5 separate regions of the Homo sapiens genome follow, and regions 2, 3, 4 and 5 are each linked to region 1. Evidence: chromatin contacts called from ENCODE Hi-C or POLR2A ChIA-PET data. All regions are on one chromosome and are shown on one strand. Each heading gives the region's core, a stretch centred on a gene start or an enhancer-like site at or near the end of the contact. The rest is flanking DNA. Distances are from core to core; before and after follow the strand shown. Region 1 holds the start of KIF16B (kinesin family member 16B). Region 2 holds the start of POLR3F (RNA polymerase III subunit F). Region 3 holds the start of ZNF133 (zinc finger protein 133). Region 4 has its middle 110 kb from the start of SNORD17. Region 5 overlaps MACROD2 (mono-ADP ribosylhydrolase 2).

The links. A loop is a pair of places that touch in the nucleus more often than their neighbours do. ChIA-PET counts read pairs that join two places held with the same protein, here RNA polymerase II (POLR2A). Pooled maps may share reads with other maps.
Region 2: a map of B cell shows a loop between it and region 1 (23-fold over the local background). The contact joins the promoter of POLR3F here to the promoter of KIF16B in region 1. A Hi-C loop is called at or near these places in 1 of 168 maps with a recorded cell type or tissue (B cell) and 9 of 50 pooled maps. POLR2A ChIA-PET finds 5 or more read pairs at or near these places in 1 of 52 experiments (AG04449).
Region 3: a map of CD8-positive, alpha-beta T cell shows a loop between it and region 1 (23-fold over the local background). The contact joins the promoter of ZNF133 here to the promoter of KIF16B in region 1. A Hi-C loop is called at or near these places in 5 of 168 maps with a recorded cell type or tissue (CD4-positive, alpha-beta T cell, CD4-positive, alpha-beta memory T cell, CD8-positive, alpha-beta T cell and 2 more), 1 of 37 single-sample maps with no recorded cell type and 16 of 50 pooled maps.
Region 4: a loop to region 1 is called in a pooled map, with 4 times the contacts of the local background. The contact joins the enhancer-like site here to the promoter of KIF16B in region 1. A Hi-C loop is called at or near these places in 1 of 37 single-sample maps with no recorded cell type and 1 of 50 pooled maps. POLR2A ChIA-PET finds 5 or more read pairs at or near these places in 2 of 52 experiments (HepG2 and activated naive CD8-positive, alpha-beta T cell).
Region 5: a loop to region 1 is called in a map of B cell, with 10 times the contacts of the local background. The contact joins the enhancer-like site here to the promoter of KIF16B in region 1. A Hi-C loop is called at or near these places in 1 of 168 maps with a recorded cell type or tissue (B cell), 3 of 37 single-sample maps with no recorded cell type and 3 of 50 pooled maps.

The regions. Positions count from the first base shown.
Region 1 is chr20:16,572,198-16,575,125 of GRCh38, forward strand. It overlaps KIF16B (kinesin family member 16B), which reads right to left and starts at 1,251. Exons shown (of 26, transcript NM_024704.5): 1 at 1,032-1,251. The coding sequence starts at 1,078. RefSeq lists an enhancer at 1,008-1,529 and silencers at 1,142-1,371, 1,158-1,287.
Region 2 is chr20:18,465,995-18,468,922 of GRCh38, forward strand. POLR3F (RNA polymerase III subunit F) reads left to right here and starts at 1,396. Exons shown (of 9, transcript NM_006466.4): 1 at 1,396-1,574. The coding sequence starts at 1,513. DZANK1 (double zinc ribbon and ankyrin repeat domains 1) reads right to left here and starts at 1,036. Exons shown (of 21, transcript NM_001367614.1): 1 at 1,002-1,036. RefSeq lists enhancers at 916-1,534, 1,157-1,476.
Region 3 is chr20:18,287,166-18,290,093 of GRCh38, forward strand. ZNF133 (zinc finger protein 133) reads left to right here and starts at 1,362. Exons shown (of 7, transcript NM_001352452.2): 1 at 1,362-1,439. RefSeq lists enhancers at 935-984, 1,064-1,969, 1,075-1,414, 1,975-2,094.
Region 4 is chr20:17,854,975-17,857,902 of GRCh38, forward strand. No RefSeq gene overlaps it. Among named protein-coding and RNA genes, the nearest start is that of SNORD17, 110 kb to the right of the region's middle. Within about 2 kb of position 1,382, at least 11 of the 41 ENCODE cell types and tissues checked have a DNase peak (open chromatin) inside an H3K27ac peak, as active enhancers do.
Region 5 is chr20:15,316,249-15,319,176 of GRCh38, forward strand. The region is part of intron 6 of MACROD2 (mono-ADP ribosylhydrolase 2); the gene reads left to right. Among named protein-coding and RNA genes, the nearest start is that of MACROD2-AS1, 390 kb to the left of the region's middle. Within about 2 kb of position 1,468, at least 2 of the 41 ENCODE cell types and tissues checked have a DNase peak (open chromatin) inside an H3K27ac peak, as active enhancers do; they include B cell, where a contact is called at or near this core.

The sequences.
Region 1 (2,928 bases), core at 1-2,500:
ATGATTCCCTACTTGCCAAGAGAAGAAACAGATTTAGATGAGTCAAATAAGGTTCTGGAAATCTTTTGATTTTATGGCCTTCGGCTGCCCCAATCAGGCATCAGAACTACCAAACATTAACCTCCACAAGTTGATATGACAAAAGCAAAAAGGCCCTATGGTAAGTCAAATATCCACCAACTTGGTAGAGAAGTCAATAAAATCAAATGGCTCTGTGTGAACCTTGCCTGTCACCTTGGAGGACACATCCCATTTCTACCTCATTCTTTGAAGTCAAACCAATTTAAAAAGTAACTTTTCCAAAGAAACTTTCTAAACGGATTAAAAAGAGGTCATTGAAAAGGGAGCACAGGCTATTTTTCAGTGAATGAAGAGAAGGATTCTGAAAAAGCATTACTTCGTAGAAATATATAACAAGATTAAATTTTGTGTGTAACACTCTTCCTCTCTCTTAATATCAGAGTATTTCAAACACGTGTAAAGCGTCCCTGACTTTTTTCTAGGAGTCAGGACTTTGTCAAAGTTTTCCCATCCACTCTCTAACATGAAGTTAGGAACTGCTAAGTTATCGATTAGACATTCAGGGAATCAAAATCATCTCTAACTGAAAGATTAAAAAGTAGCATGGTTAATTGTTAAGAGAACTTCTGAGTTGGTAGAAATGAGGGGTTCACCTGACAGTTCGTGGTGCCCCCCCTCAGCACTCTCACCTTCCCCCCAACTATTTTACATCTTCATGGTAACGTTCCCTTGATGCTTTTTTAAAGGGGGAACAAGAACATCTCAAGTTAATACGATGGAGAGAGTTAATAGAATCTTCTCCTTTACCACCAGGGTCCTCTCCAGGGCAATGTGAACGGGACAGCAGTGCACGAAGTCCTCCAGGCCCCCAGAGGCCACAGCCTGGGCCCGGTGGGCCAGGGACCAGCCGGTGACACTTTTAAGTCCAGGCTGGCTTTGGGGGAGCTGGAAACAGGCTTCCTCTGGGTGGGGGCGCGACGAGGGGGCGGGGCGCGGGCGGCCCCACTCACCTGCGATTCATGGGCCGGACCCTCACGGCCACCTTGACCGATGCCATCGCTCATCCCGAACCAGCCCGCGCGGGGTCCCACTAGCCCAGAACTCCGCGGTCGCCGGCGACGCTGGCTACTCAGATCGCGGCTCCCGCCCACTTCCCTCTCGCCCCCGCCCCTCTGCTCCCGGCCGGACCTGGAGTTCCGCGGCAGCCCCACCTGCCAGGCCACTGAGCATGCCCAGAACGGCTCCGGCCCGCGTGATCCATGCGCCACGGTTTGGCGGCGGCCGGGCGGTGCAGAGGGGCGGGGCCGCGGGGCCTGGAAGCAGCCTCCGGGATCTGCAAGTCTGGAAAGGCCACGTTGTGGACCTTGGCGCAGAGGTTATGGGGGCGACCCGGAGCGGATGGTTTCAGGAAAACTAGAACCCACCCTCATGGCCTGAACAACTGGAGAGAAGAGGATCGCAGCAATTTAAAGCCAGCGGCAAGGATCACAGTCCTGGGGTCAGGTGACCAAAGCCAGTTTTTCAGCCCTTAACAAGAACCTGGCTTCACCCAGCCAAACATGAGTTAACGTATCCATTTTACACACGAACAAACTGAGGCGCAGAGATGATCACAGCTTGTTGGTGGCAAACTCCGCTAGGGCCTTCTCTGCTACCCTAAGGAGGTCCGACCGTATGTTTTGGACCCCTTAACTCGGGATACCGATAAACGAAAATTAATAGGGTGTTGGATGTTTTAAATGTGTGCGGGAATGTCATTATATTGGCTAGAATCAAACCTTATTTAGACTTGTTTTGCACTTTTGTACACTTTAGTAATTTTTAGTTTTAATCATAAGGGAGTTAAAGGCGAACACAACTGGTATTTTTTTTTTTTTTTTTTTTTTTTTGAGACAGGGTCTCGCTCGGTCACCCAGGCTGGAGTGTAATGCTGCGATCTCGGCTCACTGCAACGTCCGCCTCCCGGGTTCAAGAGATTCTCCTGCCTCAGCCTCCCGAATAGCTGGGCGTGCCACCACGCCCGGCTGATTTTTGTATTTTTAGTAGAGACGGGGTTTCACCATGTTGGCCAGGTTGGTCTCGAACTCCTGACCTCAAATGATCCGCCCGCCTTGGCCTCCCAGAATGCTGGGATTACAGGCGTGAGCCACCGCGCCAGGCCGACAACTGGTATCTTAAGGCTTAGGGCCTCTGGTAGAAGTGAGCTCCACCTCCCTTCCTGTGTAGAAGGTAAATGCATTCATTCATTCAGTGAATCGAGCATGCATGAAATCGTTTGCGCACACCCAGAAGCCCACCTGCGAGCCACAGGAGCAGCCATTCCAGGAAGCCAAGCTATAATGGGAGACGCAAGGAATGGAGGCGGAACTCCTGTTTTTAAGTCCTAGCTCCAACACTAGCCTTGTCAGCCTGTAATTCTGAATTACTGGGCGCCTCTGAGGCTTCTTGTCTCATCTGCAAATCAGGAACAACGGCATAGAGTGGTGAATGCATCAAGTGGGATGATGTCTGCAAGTACGCAACCCGCTTACACAAAGAATTATCTTTCCATAACCTTCCCTGGACCCCTAGGGCCAGCAGGGAATCATAGCCTCCCTTTGTTTCTAGAGCCCGGAAATCACTGGGTTTTCCCTCTGTCTGGAGCAGAGCTGGGTGCGAATTTGACCAACGGGTGGCAGGAACAGCCGGAGCAGGATATTAAGGAGCGGGCGAGCTTGCCAAGCATGCGCAGTAGCGGCGGGTTGGTTTGAGAAGCCGCCAGGGAGCCAGCGCGGCGACCTAGCTGGCTGGGGCAGGGGAGGGGCCCGCCTTATATGGGAGCTGCGTGGGGACAAACTGTTCGGGCCCAACGCGCGGGTCTGAGAGACAGCCACGCCTGCTCCGGGTCACTCCGGCCACCTGGGGGGC
Region 2 (2,928 bases), core at 146-2,645, 1.9 Mb after region 1:
TCATCTACTGTATTTATAAATCCTGGTATTAATAATTAACTACCAGTATGAAAGCCTTACTGGTCTTTTTGGAGGTGAGGGTGGGGAGGAAGGTTGTCATAATTAATGCACAGAAGGTTTCAGGGGGAAAAAACGCTCACCTTAACACAACAACCATTTACATCTCTGTATTGCCTTTTCAAATTTCATTAATAATCCATAGATTTTGCCCAATTATAATCTACATATTCATTCCATTTTTATAGTCTACTTCTTGCATTCTCACTGTATTATTTAGTTTTCCCTGTACTTATTTATCCATTTGTGGCTGGGCATTTAGGCTATTTCTAGTTTCTTTTTAGTTTTGCCTGTTGCAGTTCTAATAATGCTGATCTGAACATGTCTGCAGTTTGAGCTTTGTCACAGACTGTATTCTCAAAAATGGGGTACCTAAATTTAAGGGGTGAACTTAATGCCTTGTTGGATAGTTCCGGATCTAGGGCCAAGAATATAAACTACAGATACTGACAGCACAACAATAGCTCCTACGGGAGTGTGGCTGGACTTGAGACTTGCCCATAGTCGCATTTCCATTTAAGTGAAAGGCAGATAAAATAAAAGTAGTTGAAAAATTCTAAATAAAAAATATGTAGGAGAGGAAGTAATTCGCGAGCGTCAACTAGCAGCTGCCCTTAGGAAGCTGGGGTGGCCAGTGGGCCCCACGCAAAGGGAATCAAGAAAAAAGGCGGATCCGCCAGGCCCAAATGGCAACGTGCAGTCAACAGGATCCCCAGACCCCTCAACTCTCCCAACGTGGACCGCCCCCTCGCAGCCCGGATCCGGAATCCCGTTTGGTTGTTCCCGCCCATCAGGGGCTGCCAAGGACACCTGCATCCTTTCGGCTGGAGTAAGGGAAGCTCTTCCCCTCCTCTAGCCGCCCTCCTCTTCCTCTAACCGCGGGGCCCGGGATCGGGACCCCTAATGCATCTCTGCCGCGCCCAACCCAGTCGCCAGCCTCTCACCGCCTCTTGCCTCCTCCTTCGCCGCCGCCCGGGTTACCACAGACGCGGCGAGCCGCGCCCCGCCCACTGGGTGCTGGGCAGATGATTGGTGGAGACTCAGCTTCTTAGCAACTAGACCGGCCCCTGCCGCTCCGCAGGGAGCCTGGTACCCGCCTGGAGTTCCTTTCCCAGTGCTTTCCCATAGGCATCTAAGAATATTCCTTCACAGAGTTGCCAAGTGCTAAAAGTTGGTTTCCCAACTCAGAATGAAGGAACCAGGCTTGTGCGTCCGATGGGCATTGACATTCTGGAAAACAAGAATAAGAAGCTGTAGCGGCGCCTGTAAGTGGGCCGGAGCAGGCGCAGCTTGGCCACCTCCCGCCGAAAGGCAAGGAAGGACCGGCTGCGACACGAGGAAGAAGGCCCCTCGGCCTCAGCAGAGCGCTATCCTCCACTGGTTCCCCGGGTTCCCCGGCTTGCTACCGGGCTGCTCCGTGCATCTTTCCCCCCAGGCGTCAGGAACTGCGCCCTCATGGCGGAGGTGAAGGTGAAGGTGCAGCCGCCTGACGCGGATCCGGTCGAAATAGAAAACAGGTAAACCAGTGAGGCTCCGGCTTGGCACTCCATCAGGCGCCCAGTCATTTGGGCAGCTGGACCCCTTCTCCGGGATCCCTTGGGAGTGGCCGGAGCGGGTTAGGTGAGCACGCGGGAAAAACGATTGCGGGGTTCTGGACCCACTTGTTCCTTCCCATCCTGGGAGAGCAGAACTCAAGAAGTTCAAAATGGGTTTGACAGCTTGCAACTTTGTGTAGCTGGCTGGCTTTGCCCTGATACTTTTGGGGAAGTTGTGATGACGTGCTGCCTTCCTACTTTGACGCGATCAGTGCTTTGAGAGGAGCCCTCGGCTTTCTTTCCCTGTAGAACACTTGTGAATACATGTTCTGATCCAGGATCGCTCTTGTCACTAAGGGAACGTCTATGACAAAACGTTTAGGCGGAGTTAGGGCGCAGTTGGTGATTACGAAGTAACATTAAGCCAGGTGGTTTCAGTGCAGTATTGAACTCAAGACTTTTAGGACACCCAAAGCCTCTGCCACTTTTATTTTTATTTGTTTGTTTGTGAGACAGAGTCTCGCTCTGTCGCCAGGCTGGAGTGCAGTGGCGCGATCTCGGTTCACTGCAATCTCCGCCTCCCGGGTTCAAGCGATTCCCCTGCCTTAGCCTCCCGAGTAGCTGGGACTACAGGCTCGCGCCACCACGCCCAGCTAATTTTTTATGTTTTAGTAGAGACGGGGTTTCACCATGTTGTCTGGGATGGTCTCGATCTCCTGACCTCGTGATCCGCCCGCCTCGGCCTCCCAAAGTGCTGGGATTACAGGCGTGAGCCACCGCGCCCGGCCCAGTTTTATATTTTACCGAGGCACTGCCACTCTTAGATTTTCACGTAGTTTTAAAAGACTCAACTTTCTCAGACTGTTAGGAATAATACATTTGTTGATGTCGACTAGGTGAAGATTTTGACTTTTTTTGTTTGGTAGGTATAATTCCAAAAACAGGCCCCATTATGGTGAATTGTCATAACAAATTTTGGCTTCCTACCAGAAACATCTGCATTTGCCTCCTGCTTGCAGATTTATGGCTTAACTTTGTCATGCTTATTACACCCGAGAAAACTGAAGTCTCAGCTTTAATATTTTTTCTGTGATTTCATTAGACTTTTGCTCTAATTTAAAGTTCTTATTAGTGAGGAAAAGAAATATTCTTAAATAACAATAATACTGTAAACATGTATTTAGAAATCATCTTCTTCAATTTCTAACATGCTTTGATCCAAAACCATCACAGAAACCCAGATTGTCTGCCAAATGTGAAAAAGGCACAGTTTCAAACTATTCTACTTGTATTTTTACCCCCACTGTCTCTTGAAACAGGTAACCATGAAGGATAA
Region 3 (2,928 bases), core at 112-2,611, 1.7 Mb after region 1:
CACTTCCTACACTCTTCCTTACTCGTCTGTGTTCTTCCAACTCCTCATCTTGCCTAATTCCTCAGGCAGCACCTCATCCTGTAAGTCTTCATTTCCAGGCTTAAGAGATGTCAGCCATCTGTGTCTTTATTGTACAGCCAGCACAAGTGAACACTTGAACACAGGCATCCCTGCATTGTTGTTCTGAACCTTTATGTGTATTAACAACTAATTTCTTGGTGATGACTGACTCATGAGGCAGAGAATGATGTTGAGGGATGAATCCAATTGACACTGGACATGTCTCCGGAGCCAGGACTGAACTGAATTCACAATAAATAATGTAGCCTCGGGGTACCAGAAGGGAATGGATTCACCCTCTGAGAGCTACAAAAGAATTTTAGGAAATTCTCATCTCCCTGGCCCTTCAGACAGTGGTCATTTTCTTGGTCTTCCAAGAGAATGACAAAGTTTCAGAAAGCCTATCTGAGGAAGGTGAAGGGCAGTGAGAGGGTGCACGGGTGGAAAAGCCCTCTCAAGAGTGACGTGGGCCTTCCCCTCGAGCTCCCCAGATGGGGCGTCCCAGATGGCACCAGCGCAATCTTGTTCTCAACCAGGATCCCGGACAAAGACCTAGAGATCCAAGCCGACGGCAGGCCAAGCTCTGGCCCGAGACTGAGGCTTCTGCTTCTCAGGAGATGAGAGTTTAACAATAACTTCGTGGATTTCAAAAAGAAGAAAAAGGTCTCAGGGCACCGGAAAAGGTGTATTCGGGTTGAGGGCGTGGGCTCAGAATCGGGTCTACCTCGTACGGGATGTGAGACTTCAGGCAGACTGCTCGGCCTTTTCAAGGCTTTAAATGGAGCTAAAGGGTATACGACATGACGTTCGCCCGGTGTTTAGGAATATGGGGCGTGACTTTCCAAGCAGGCGGCTGGAGCCAGGGAGACCACAGGCCGCTGCAACACAAACCAGCACCTGAACAAGCTTGGTCAGCCAGCGGTACACCTCCGCCAACCCCAGAAGCCGAACAGATGCGCCCCGAAACGTCATTTCCGCGCGCCAAGGGGCGGGGCCGGTACCGGGTGCGGAAGTCGCTCCAGGGGTCACTGGGAAGTGTAGTTTTCGAGACAGAGGCGCTCAGAAGGAGGGTCACAGTAGGGCCAGGCACTCTTCTCGGGAGCTCCTACGTGTTTTATGCACGTGGTTAAGAAAAAAGAGGGAGAATTCAGGTGCCACAGTGGCCATTCTCCGGTGACCGGAGCGTGTTACTCAGAAACGGATCCGTCAGAGGCCAATGGGAGCTGCCGGCCTTCAGGGCGCGCCTGGTGGCGCCGAGCATCCTGGGAGGTGTGGTCCGGGCGCTGTGCCGAGGATTCGGGGTAGTGTAGTCCTGGCGCCCCGCTGGAGGAGCTCCCCAGCTGGTGGCTGGAGCGACCCCTTGTTCTTTGGTGGCGCTGGTGAGTGAGGCTCCCGCGGGACCCTTGCCGCAGCCGTACCCTTTTCTGCGCGAAAAGGAAGGTCCCGAAAGGCTGGACTATGGGCTGAATTTGGGGACCGTGCGGGTGGCGCGGGGGTGGTGATTGTGGTGGGAACGCGCTGGCGTGGCGCAGGCCGTCCTCTCCCAGATGTCTTATTTTGGGGGTGTGGGCGTGCATCTCCAGGGGAGTTGGGTGAAGCCCATCCGTGAAACTGGATGGTGATGAGTGGGGGATCGGGCTCTCTCTCCTAGGGTTCTTGTGGGTGGGGACAGGTTCGGCTTTGGCTGAAGTCGGGTATTGGGAAAGGGAGTCGCTGATGCCATAAGTCCCCGGTTTTGGGGGAGTTGAATAAATAAGCTTTTTGGGGGAATGGTATTTCCCAGGTGGTGGAATGGGAACCATCCCTGGGGCCATGTGTCCCCGAGGCATTGGTCGGTTGAGGGCTAGTCTCTTGGGGCCACACTATTCTTCGGCTTTGCTGGAGTGGAATGAGGAGCGGTCTGGCTTGACCAAACAAGCCAAGGTTAGACTGGATCTGGGGTGGCCATTTTGCCGCGATCTTAGGGTTTCACTTTGGTTGGTCACCCCCGGGTTCGGGCGTTGGAGGAGGAAGTCTGGCTGGGACGCACAGGACAGGTTTTTTCCAAAGGTCCCAGGGACCGTCATTGATCGCAAGAATTACGGATTCCCAGGCCCCTGGTGTGGCCAGGCTTTGGGATTTTACATTCCATTTAAGTTTTTATTGCGGAGAAATTTCAAACAGCCAGAAGTAGATAGAACTCTATAGACCAGATCTCCATCACCCAGATTCAACACTTAAAACCTTATGACCAATCTTGATTCATCTCAGAATGGACACAGAGAATCCTTGCAATCCAGAGTTCACCGTCACTGCCCTTACTGTGTAAGAGCACGGTCTCCACAGCCACATTTCCTCTAGGCTCTGTCACTTTATAGCTGTGTCACCTTGGGCAAGATGCTGACTTCACTGTACCTCAGTTTCCTCGATTTTATCCTAAAGAGGATAATAGCATCTATCGTATTGGGTTGTTGAAAGGATAGAATGAGGTGAAACTCCTACAGTGGCTGTAACAGTCTCTGGTGTATACTAAGTGTTCAGTGAATATTACCTTTCATTAATAACAGGCACAGAGAAGGTCGCTTCATGCTCAGCGTCAACAGCATATCAGGGCAGGTCGTGCTTTCAACCTGTACCCCAGCTGTGTTCCCAGGAAGCTGCCCGCAGTTCTTTTCTCCTTTTCTTCTGTGGCAGGTTCATTCCTGATGCTGTTAAGGAATAGGAGGTACTGCCCTGCTGGAGAGGATTTCCCTTGATTTTCTTGAACGCTTTTTGTTCTTGTTCTGCCTCCCTGTGGCTCCTGTCTGCCCAGAGAGGACTGCCTGCTGGGGAAAGGGGGTACTCCTGAGCTCCTGACAGCCCAGCTTCAGGTGGGTGCCACTTACCTTT
Region 4 (2,928 bases), core at 132-2,631, 1.3 Mb after region 1:
TTGAGATGGAGTCTCGCTGTTTCTCCCAGGCTGGAGTGCAGTGGCGCCATCTTGGCTCACTGCAAGCTCCTCCTCCCACGTTCACACCATTCTCCTGCCTCAGCCTGGCAAGTAGCTGGGACTACAGGCGCCCGCCACCATGCCCGGCTAATTTTTTGTATTTTTAGTAGAGACGGGGTTTCACCATGTTAGCCAGGATGGTCTCGATCTCCTGACCTCGTGATCCACCTGCCTTGGCCTCCCAAAGTGCTGGGATTACAGGTGTGAGCCACCATGCCTGGCCTCATGTAATCCTTTTGATAACCCTTTGAGATAAGCACCAAGGGTGTTCCATAAAACCTAAAAAAAATTATAGCCAAAAAAAAAAGATTGTTCCAGTACACATATAACTGAACAAAAAAGTCCTGAAACTGAAAAATGAAAAATCCCAGAAGGTCTGAGTGTAGTGTGGCTGCTTGAGGCCAAATTAGACCTTCTGGTCAACATGATTTCCTGTAAGTGAATAGATAAAAATAAGCTTCTGTATATGTTCTATGTATTGAATCATACAGTATCACTATATATGTTTTTTCATTCAATATTTCTTACAATCCAGCATTGTAAAAGTTTCACATGACATGACACTTTAGAGGAAGAAATGGAAAATCAGGCTGGATGTGGTGCCTCACACTTGTAATCCCAGCAATTTGGGAGGCCAAGGCCAGAGGATCTGTTGAGCCCAGGAGTTCAAGACCAGCCTGGGCAACATGGTGAAACCCCATTTCTACAAATAATAAAAAAAAATTATCCAAGCATGGTGGTGCATGCCTGTAGTCCCAACTACTCCAGAGGCTGAGGTGGGAGGGTCACTTGAGCCCAGGAAGTTGAGGATGTAATGAGCCGAGATCATGCCACTGCACTCCAGCCTGGGTGACAGAGTGAGACCCTGTTGAAAGAAAGAGAGAAAGAGAGAAAAGAAAGAAAGAAAAGAAAAAGAGAGAAAGAAAGAAAGAAAGAGAGAGAGAGGGAGACAGAGAGGGAGGGAGGGAGGGAGGGAGGGAGGGAGGGAGGGAGGGAGGGAGGGACAGAAAGAAATGGAAGATCAGAGAAGTGGAATAACCTCCTAGGATCACACAGCTTGTGAATGAGAGGCACTGAGTTGCTCAGTGATGGAGTGTCTAATGTTGGGTGTGTATGTACTGACTGTGTCCCAAGGCCAATTATAACTTGGGGAAGGCACCACTACCTCCCTGTCATACAATGGGTACATTGTCTGTCAATGGCACGTGGTTGTACACACCTCCAGGGGTAAACAATCAAAAGTCAGGAGCCTCTCCAGCTCTCCCTCATAAAAATACTGTATCCTCTAGGGAGTGGGGTTCTCTAGTCCAGCCCCATGTGATATGCAGTCCCAGTGGGGCCGGGAGATTTGCCCAAGGTCACACAGCTGGTTAGAGGGGAACCACACACCACCACGTCCTGCAGCTGCAAATCTGTTTCATGGCCTGCTTCCTCTCTTCTTCCCTAGAATGCCTTTTTTTTCTACCACAGAGTTTCTACAGTTCAAACCTGGAGGGCAGGTTGGGTTTTGTTTTGTTTTTCACACACTCCTTCACAGATTACAGGAGAGATTTTACTCTTGAACTGAAAGTAGAAAATTATTGTTAGCTTTAACACACAGCTCTTTCTCTCTTCCCCAACCCAGATACATTAGGATCCTCTTGTCCTATCAAAAAAAAAATAGTAATAATAATAATAATAATAATAATAATAATTCTATGGGGCAGAAAAGAGAAGAATTTGTGAGTTTCCCATTCCTGGCTGGACATTTCCCACAAATGGCAGTTAAGTCTTCATTGACTAATAGGAAAAGAGCAGCTCCAGCCGCATGACTTCACGGCACAGGCAAAGTCAAAGGCAAGGAGAGCTCACCTTAACTCTGGTGTATAGACACAGACTCCATGCCTCTTGTCCAACTCTTCCATCAGGGAGCCAGAACGTCCACATCTTCCAGGTTCCTGTAGGCTGTGTTTAGGGAGAGATGTAAGACTCTACTGGAACTTACGTGCTGGGAGGGCCAATGGTGCTGACACTTGGTCTTCTTGCTCTTGGCTGATGGATAGCAGGGAATATGAAGCTATCTATATCTCACTCAGATAGAGATGGACATTCCAGTCAAAAGCTAAGCTACTTCTGAATGCAAAGATGGTGTATCAGCTTTTGCTGCATAACAAACCACTCCAAAATGTAGTGGTTAAAATAACTATTGTTTATTTAGCTCATGAGTCCTCATATTAGCCATTTGGGTTGTGCTTAGCTGGGCTCATTCCTATGTCTTTGGTCAGCTGCTGGGTTTGCTGGGCCTGTCTGATCTGGGATGGCTCAGCTGAGACAGTATGCCTCTGCTCCACGTGGTCTCTCATCCTCAGCAGCATAGCCTGAGCTTTATGCACAGTAGCCTGGGCTTTATCCATGGTAACCAACAGGCTCCCAAGACAAGAGCAGCAGTACTCAGGGCCTCTTGAGGCCCAGGCTTGGAACTGTCATAAGGTGACTCCCAACATATTCCAATGGCTAAGTCAAGTCAAAAGGCCATCCCTGATTCAAGGACTGGAAATCAGCCCCAGAAGCTACAAAGTCACATTGGAAAGGGGCATAGATTTAGGGAGGGGGAAGGATTGTCACCATGTTTGCAAATGATCTTCCCCTATATCCATTTAAAATTCTTCTAGGAACAAAGTAGGGGTTTCAGGAAAAAAAAAAGTGTTGAATCAAATAATACACCCAAGTAAGAGTTTGTGGCACCAGCCTGTTGCACGCCTACTAAATGCAAGCCTTAAGCCTCTGCAGTGGGTAGACCCTAAGCAGTAGCAAGCTGGAGCCTGCTAGCACTGACTCATGAAAGCCAACTGTTAAATGCTCAGGAATTTTTTGAGCCAGTTGTTAAAC
Region 5 (2,928 bases), core at 218-2,717, 1.3 Mb before region 1:
AAAATTTTCCCAAAGGCAGAAATGGTCAGACAGATAAAAACACGATTCCAGAGATTACTTTAGATCTAAAGATAAATGTGGGTTCAAAGCAAAAATATGGATAAAGATATTCCATGCAAGTAGTAACCAAAAGAAAGCCAGGGTGGCTCTACTAATATCAGGCAAAATGATCTTTTAGTCAAAAGCTATTAAAAGAGAGAAAGAAGGACATTAAATATTAATAAAAGAGTCTATTCTTTAAGAAGCCATAGCATTTATAAACATATAGGCAACAAACAACAGAGCCAAAAGATATGAAGCAAACACTGATGGACTTCAAGGGAGAAATAGATAGTTCTACAGTAACTATTAGAGATTTAAATATCCCACTTTCAGTAATGGATAGAACACTGAAATGGAGACCAAGAAGGACATAGAGAACTTGAATAGCACCATACACCAACTAGACCTGACAGAGATTTTGAACACTCCATTCCACAACAGCTGAATACACATTCTTCTCAATTTCTTCTGGGCCTGTTTCCAGAATAGACCATACGGTAGGCCACAAAAACAATTTTCAATTAATTTGAAAAGACTGAAATCATGTAAGTGATCTTCTCTGACCACAATGACATGAAGTTAGAAACCAATAACAACAACAACAAAAAATACTGGAAAGTCCACAAATATGTGAAAAATAAAATTAAATAACACACTCTTTAATACCAATAAACCAAAGAAGAAATCACTCTGGTAAATTGCAAAATTCCTAAACATGAATGAAAATAAAAACACACATACACAAACTTACAGGATGCAGAAAAAGCAGTGCTCAGAGGGTGACTTATAGCTGTAAATGCCAACATTAAAAATAAAGATCTCAAATCAATAATCCAATTTTGCACTTTAAGAAAGTAGAAAACAATAAGCAAACTAAGCCCAAGGCTTGTATTAAAAAAGGAAATAATAATTATTAGAGCAGAGATAAATGAAATAGAGGATAGAAAAACATCAGAGTAAACCTGGAGGACCTTGACTAATTCCCCTGACTAAACGAAAATGGTGATATTTCTATAGACCTACAACAAAAATATCATAAGAGAATATTCGAACTATTACAGAACAGAGATAAAATTGACAAGTCTCTAGAAACATACAATGTAGCAAAACTGACTCAAGAAGAAACATTAGTATTAGTGTTCTCCAGTGAAACAGAGCTAAGAAGATATCTATATCTCTGTCCATCCATCTAATCTATCTATCTATCTATCTATCTATCTATCTATCTATCTATCTGTCTATCTATCTCTATCAAGATATTTATTATAAAGAATTGGTTCACTTGATAATGGAGGCTGAAAAGATCCAAGATCTGGAGAACCAAAAAAGTTGAGAATATAAGTTCCAGTCCAATGGCTTTTTGAGTCTGGCAGGCTTCAGACTCAAAAACAACCAGTGTTTCAGTTTGAGTCTAAAGGCAGAAAAATAGCAATGTTTCAGCTAAAGGTAGTCAAGCAGAAGGGTTTCTTTTTATTTAGTTTTTTTTGTACTGTTGAGGTTTTCAGTTAACTGGTTGAAGCCCAAGCACATTAGGGAGGAAGGACAGTCTGCATTACTCAGTCTACTAATTCAAATGTTAATCTCATCCAGAGACACTGTTACAAAAACACCCAGAATGATGTTTGGCCAAATGTCTGGGACCAGTCAAGCTGATACATAAAATTAGCCATCAGAGATATAGTTAATAAAACTAAAAGTTAGATCCTTGAAAAGATCAACAAAATTGTCAAATCTTTAGCAAGACGAAGAAAAAAACAGAAGTTGCACTTAATTGAAATCAGAAGAAAACAGAAGTTGCACTTAACTGAAATCAGAAAAAAATAGAAGTTGCACTTAACTAAAATCAGAAATGAAAGTGGTGACATTTCTATAGACCTTCTACCACGAAAAGATCATAAGAGAATATTTGAACTATTGTATGCTAACAAATTACAAAACATGGATGAAATTGACAATTCTCTAGAAGCATACAAGGTAGCAAAACTGACTCATGAAGAAACAAAATTTGAACAGATTTATATAACAAGAAATTATATCAGTAATTAAACACTTCCCAACAAAGAAAAGCCTAAGACCAGATGGTTTTACTGGTGAATCTACTCAACATTTAAGCAATTAACAGCAATCCTTCTCAAACTTTTCCAAAAAATGGAAGAGGGAACATGTTCTAACTCATTCTATGTGGCCAGCTTATCCTGATACCAAAGCCAGACAAAGACATCACTAGAAATAAGAAAATTATGGACCAAAATCCCTTATGATTATAGATGAAGAAATCCTCAAGAAATACTAGCAAACTCAATTTAATAGCATATTAAAAGGATTATACATTATAACTAAATGGGATTTATCACAGAAATGCCAGAGTCATTCAATAAGATAACAGCAATCAATGTAATACACCATATTAATAGAACAAAGGAAAAAATAATTATCTTAACCAGTGCAGAAAAAGAATTTGACACAATCCAAAACCTTTCATGAGAAAAATACTCAAAAACTAGAAATGGGAGAAACTTTCTCAACATGTTAAAGGACATTTATGAAAACCTGATGATTAATACCATGGTCAATGGTGAAAGACTGAAACCTTTCTCTTTAAAATTAAGAACAAGACAAGGATGTTTGCTTTCAATATTGCTGTTCAACATTGTACTAAAAGTTCCAGACAGAGGATGTAGGCAAGAAAAAATAAGGAGCATTAAAATTGGAAAGGAAGAAGTAAAACTATTTCTAATGGCAGATAACATGATTCTCTATATTAAAAATTCCAAAAATCCACAAAAAGAGAAAACTGCTAGTGTTAGTAAACAAAGTCAGCAAAGTTGCAGGGCACAACATCAATACACACAAATCAGTTGCTTCTATATACCAGTAATTAACAAA